Linked DNA regions of Homo sapiens: region 2 is linked to region 1. A link is a loop called in an ENCODE intact Hi-C map of the cell type or tissue named here. Cell type or tissue: IMR-90. All regions are shown on one strand. Links, peaks and the distances in the headings refer to the core of each region. The heading gives the core; the rest is flanking DNA.

What was found. A loop is a pair of places that touch in the nucleus more often than their neighbours do. Peaks named below come from ENCODE experiments on the same cell type or tissue, not always from the same donor. Only the 100,000 strongest peaks of a DNase experiment are listed, where the experiment ranks them.
Region 2: it touches region 1 in a loop (10-fold over the local background); 5 of 110 quality-filtered maps call a loop at or near these places.

What each region holds. Positions count from the first base shown.
Region 1 is chr5:145,855,288-145,858,118 of GRCh38, reverse strand. It overlaps a transcript of GRXCR2 not described here. Among named protein-coding and RNA genes, the nearest start is that of GRXCR2, 16 kb to the left of the region's middle. In IMR-90, for the core only: no CTCF peak of the experiment used is centred there; a DNase peak (open chromatin) is centred at 1,428; H3K27ac peaks cover 342 bases.
Region 2 is chr5:145,923,824-145,926,842 of GRCh38, reverse strand. It overlaps a transcript of GRXCR2 not described here. Among named protein-coding and RNA genes, the nearest start is that of SH3RF2, 11 kb to the left of the region's middle. In IMR-90, for the core only: no CTCF peak of the experiment used is centred there; a DNase peak (open chromatin) is centred at 1,282.

The DNA of each region.
Region 1 (2,831 bases), core at 275-2,774:
TGGTCTCCAACTCCTGACCTCAGGTGATCCGCCCATCTCGGCCTCCCAAAGTGCTGGGATTACAGGCATGAGCCACCGCGCCTGGCTCTATTCTGCTTTTCGACAGGAATATTCCGTCACAAATATTGTTTGAGCCCCGCTGCATACAGGACAGTATTCCAAAGTGCTTGATGTATCATGTTACCCAGAGAGGCATCATCCCTTTGGTATCTCATGGAACTTAGTTTTAGAGGAGGAGATAGATACATAAATGGATAATTGCAATGCACTGTGACAAGTGCTGGGATAGGATAATTACAGGGAGCATTTGGAGCATGCAGAAGGGGCATCTAATTTAAGCCTTAGTGGGGTTATGCAGGTTGCCCAGAGGAAGAAGTGTGAGCAACCTCAGCTTCTGTAAAGAGCCTTTAATGTTTTTCATCACATAATAAATAACCTACTAATGATCATATTTATTGTGTTCATTTCACAAGTATTCATTTATTATTGTGGTAGGAACACTTAACATGAGAACTACCCTCTTAATGAACTTTTAAGTGTACAGTATGTTATTGTTGACTATCTACAAGTATTTATGGAGCACCGAGGATGTATCAGTAGACAAAACAAACTAAATGCTCCTACGAGCTTAAATTTTGGTGAAGGAATACAGACAACTAAATATATAGATTTATGGGAATAATATATATGTTTATGCAATAAGTATAGCCTATAGAACAAAATATATACAATTATATATAGTAAGCTATATATATAACACATACATTACATATATACACACACATATATGTAACGTATAGTGGTGTTAAAAAGGACAAAAGGCTGGGCGCGGTGGCTCGCACCGTAATCCCAGCACTTTGGGAGGCTGAGGCGGGTGGATCACCTAAGGTCGGGAGATCAAGACCAGCCTGACCAGCATGGTGAAACCCCCCCTCTCTACTAAATACAAAAAATTAGCCAGACGTGGTGGCACATGCCTGCAATACCAGCTACTTGGGAGGCTGAGGCAGGAGAATCGCTTGAACCCGGGAGGTGGAGGTTGCAGTGAGCCAAGATTGTGCCACTGCACTCCAGCCTGGGCAACAAAAACGAAACTCCGTGTAAAAAAAAAAAAATAGGTTGCAATTTTTAAATTAGCTTGCAGGGAGGCTCCTTGACAAGGTGCCATTTATCAGCTTGAGACTGATGTCTAGGAATATAAATTAAAAATAAAAATAAGAAATAAGAAAAGGTGTCATTTAAAGAAAGGCCTAAAGGAGTTGAGGGAGTGAGCTGGGAAGGTGTCTGGCGTAAGACTATCCCAGGCAGAGGAAACAGCAAATGCTAGAGTCGGGAAGAAGAGCGCCTGCACCTTTGAAGAACAGGGAAGGAGCCCGCGTGGCTGGTCTGGGTGAGCATGAAGACAGCAGCGGGGATGACGTCTGAAGGGAAAGTTCGTTCTTGTGTGTCACGGCGGGGGCGCCTCCCTCAGATGCCACGATGAGAACTCGGGTTTTACTCTGAGTGAGGGCCTGCTGTGGATAGAGCCTGCTTTCTGCTACCGCCCTCCGCACTCCCTTTCAACCCCCCGCCCCCTTGCTGCTGGGGCAGGAGACGTGCAAACTACACTTTCCGGACCCCCCGTGCCCGCTGGCTTCCTGTTAGGTGCGCCAGGACACTGGGAGAGGAGAGGGAGGAAGAGCCTTCCTTTTTTTGAATCGGGTTCCCGGCGGCCTTCCCATAGGGCAGCTGCAGGAGCAGCAGCAGCAGCTAGGAATGCTGGCCGGCTGCTTGCTTCCACCAGTAGCTGCTTTACTGGCTCTGGTTGTGGGCTCGCTGAAACACCATTTTCCCTTTTGTTCCTCCTTCCTAGGGGTGGTAGTGGCTACCTGCAGTCACTAATCTTTGTAACCAATTCCCTATATTTCCTCTCTTGGAAATACCTGGAATGGTTTCTGTTTTCTTGATTGGGCACCGACTGGAGCAGAGGAGGGTCATGGTCTGATGATTTATGTTTTAACAGGCCACTCGGGCTGCTGTGTTGAGAGGAGACACCACTGGCAAGGGCAGAAATGGGAGGCCAGCTAGGAGACTATTGCAATAATCTTGGTGGCAGCTAATAGTGCCAGTGTGGTATCAGTGGATGTGGTAAAAAGTGGTCAGACAATGGATATATTGTGAAGCTAGAACCACAAGCTCTATTTACCGTCCTTTGAACTCAGGAATATTGCTATGACCCCTCGTATGCAAAACATACATACTTGAGTTCTTTGCCTATTACTGGAGACAAGTTTGCACCAAAACATCCACTTCCTGATTTGTGAACTATAAGTATTTGCCAGTGGGTTGGGCAGGGTTAGGAATAAGTTTAAACAAGGTTAACCAACTGGTACTCCACTAAGACTACAAGAATCCCTTCAGAGCTAGAAACAAACACGAAGGTTAAAAAATATCATCATAATGATGCTGTGATTAAAATAATACTATATCCTTAGAAAGCTCAAAAAAGTTTTTAATAAATACGTCTTAAAAATGTAACATCCATTCATTTATTCATTGAATAATTTTTTGTTAGATTTCTGCTATGTTCTGGACATTCGTACTAGGTCCTCAGAAGACAAAGATGAAAAAGGATTTAGTATTTATCGTTAATGAAATTACAGTCTTGGGCCTCTAGTTCACATAGTAACTGAATTTCGGCCCACAGTTTGGGGAGGACACTATAGCTACCCTTTGCTACTTACTCTAGTAACTTTCATTTGTCTGCTTGAGGTCAAGTTAGATCGGCCTGGTTTGGGGGCTGTGTTTGTTAAAGAATGTTATGTATGCATTTATTTAAATTAACAAGCACA
Region 2 (3,019 bases), core at 216-2,715, 69 kb before region 1:
CAATATTGTGAAAATGGCCATACTGCCCAAGGTAATTTATAGATTCAATGGCATCCCCATCAAGCTACCAATGACTTTCTTCACAGAATTGCTAAAAACTACTTTGAAGTTCATATGGAACCAAAAAAGAGCCTGCATTGCCAAGTCAATCGTAAGCCAAAAGAACAAAGCTGGAGGCATCACACTACCTGACTTCAAACTATACTACAAGGCTACAGTAACCAAAACAGCATGGTACTGGTACCAACACAGAGATATAGACCAATGGAACAGAACAGAGCCCTCAGAAATAATGCCGCATTTCTAAAACCATCTGATCTTTGACAAACCTGACAAAGACAAGAAATGGGGAAACAATTCCCTATTTAATAAATGGTACTGGGAAAACTGGCTAGCCATATGTAGAAAGCTGAAACTGGATCCCTTCCTTACGCCTTATACAAAAATTAATTCAAGATGGATTAAAGTGTAATACATTTTTAAAAGATATTAAAAATGCTTAAATCATTACAGATTTACTAAAACATCTGCAACAGGGGGAGTTAAATCCTATAACCCTAATAGCTTATGCATTACAGTTGATAAGATAGCCATTAAAAAAATAATAAACTTCACAGCTCTGAAACTGCTGTAATTAGACGTTAATCCATGACAGATACTGTGCCTTACTAAAGAAAAGTAAGTGATAAATCATTTCACTCCTAACCTGTCTTTCTCCCTTTCTTTCACTGTTTCCTTTCTGATGAAATCAGTAAATGTTTTGATTCAAAACCAGGAGCAGGATGCAACCTTAATTCTTATTAAACTCAGGGCAAGTCTGTGCAAAAGCTGACAGTTTGCTCAGACAATTGGGTAACCACAATCTTGTTTTTTTTTTGTCACACAAGTGAGAAAGTTGCAAAATTCAGTAATTCCCCAAGTGCTCTGATTAGTGCAAGATGTCTCTTTTTATGAGTAGGCCTTCCAGGATAATGTGAAATACAGGAGAAACAAATTTTTTTCCCTTATTAAAAAAGAATTAGAATGATTTTCTATAACTGACTGTAAATAACATCTGTCAAAGCAATTAGACATTTTTTAGGGTGCCATGTGATGGTGTTAATTATGTATTAGTTATATGATATTCATTATTTACTCACTTGTTCTTATAAATTGTGTCTCTCTTTCACACAATCTACATCCCATGGTGCAGGAACCATGTCTGTGTCATTAATTTGTGTCTGACACAAGTAGGTGCTTAAAAAATATTTGCTGAGTGATGAGGATGACTCATTTGTGTTTGGAATTCTTATTGCATTCCTAGGGAGAAAGCTTGCGACTTGGAATCTGGAGACATGCTTTAGAAACTTAGCTTCACCAGTAACAGCTCTGTGACCCTTTGTGTTCAAAAGCTCTAGGCCCCATCCATAAAAATGCAATCAGTAACAAGTACTTCCCAGGCTTGTCATAAGGAATAAATTTCCTAATACATGTTGGTAAAACAATGTCTGGTCCATAGAAAGTGCTCAAAAGATATAGATATTAATTGACAATATCTGAATTCTTTCTGTTTTAGCTATAGTTTATCTTTTTCTGGCATCATTTCTAACTTATGGTAGTTATGAACATACACTCTGGAGTCAGATGGCTGGTGCCATCTTATTAAATAAGAGTGTGACCTACAGCAAATTACTTAAACATGCTGTGCTTGGTTTTCTCATCTGTGAGACCGGAATGGTAATAATAGCACTTGCTCCATAGGATTATTGTGAGCACACACTGAGAAGATGCTTGTAAATGCTCCAAAGAGTGTGACAGGAGTAAGTGCTCAGTAAAGGTTAGCCATTTTCTCCTTATCAGGCCTCTTATCTATTGTGTTGCATCTAAAGCACAGTTTAAAATTGAGCCCAACTGCTGGCTTCTCTTCCTGAAGCAGTTATTTATTCTGATTTGGCCATTTCATGACTGTCAACTCACAGAATGGCTGCCTGAAGGTTTATGTGGTCTGGGCATTGCTACACCCTGTAAAACTTTTAAGAGGGGGTGGGATTGGCTACTGTGCTAGAATAAATAATAACAATTAACATTGTTTTGTGCAAGATTCTGTGCAAAGAACCATAGCCCTTTAATTACCCCCATCTTACAGATGAGGAAACAGAGGGTGAGAGAGGTTATGTATTATCCCAGCCAGTGCTTGAGGAACTCGGAACTTACACTCAGGCAGGCTGTGCTCTTAATCTTCGTGTCATCCCATTTGCCACATTTATTAAATAAAAACGTCAATACTTTATTGCAACTTTGGTCTTAGACTTTTATTTTTGGTTCCGTTCAGTAGAGTTCAAAACTTGGCAACATACAGAGCCTTCTCAGAGTAACATCAGGTTAATCTCCAAGAAACACAAAGGGAGATAAGCCTGAAACAGAAAGGGAGAGAGCATAGGGGGAATTAGTATTATTATTGAGATAAAATAGTGAGAGAAATGTCAACAAACCAGACATAAACATTTCGATAAAAATCCCTTTGGTTTTCAGTAACAAATGGAGACTTTTGTAATATAACCAGAATTATCTCATTTCGTTTTTATGCTCAATTTATTATGATTAATTAACTGTTCAACTAGGATTCTAAAATAGATTTGCCTTGCTAGATCTAGCTCTGCCATTTGAGATATTGCCTTTGTGGCAATCAACTGTAGGTACACTAGGAGTACAGGAGTGTGGTTGCTGAAGAAGAGGCTCAGATCATGGGCAGTTCATCTCTCCATGCCACTCTCCAAACTCAACCATTCCTTGCCCCCTGCTTGGTACTAAACATGGCTTGTATCCTAACTAACTTCAGCATTTTGGCATTATCTATCAAAATTGTAAGTATCATTCCATTTCACTCAGTAATTCTACATCTAGAAGTTCATTCAAGAGAAACGCTCACAAAGTATGCAAAGGGATATATACAAGGACATTCACTGTTTTGTTGTTTGTAATGGAGAATAAATAGCACTAACTTAAATATCCACCAGGAAGGGATTGGTTATATATACTA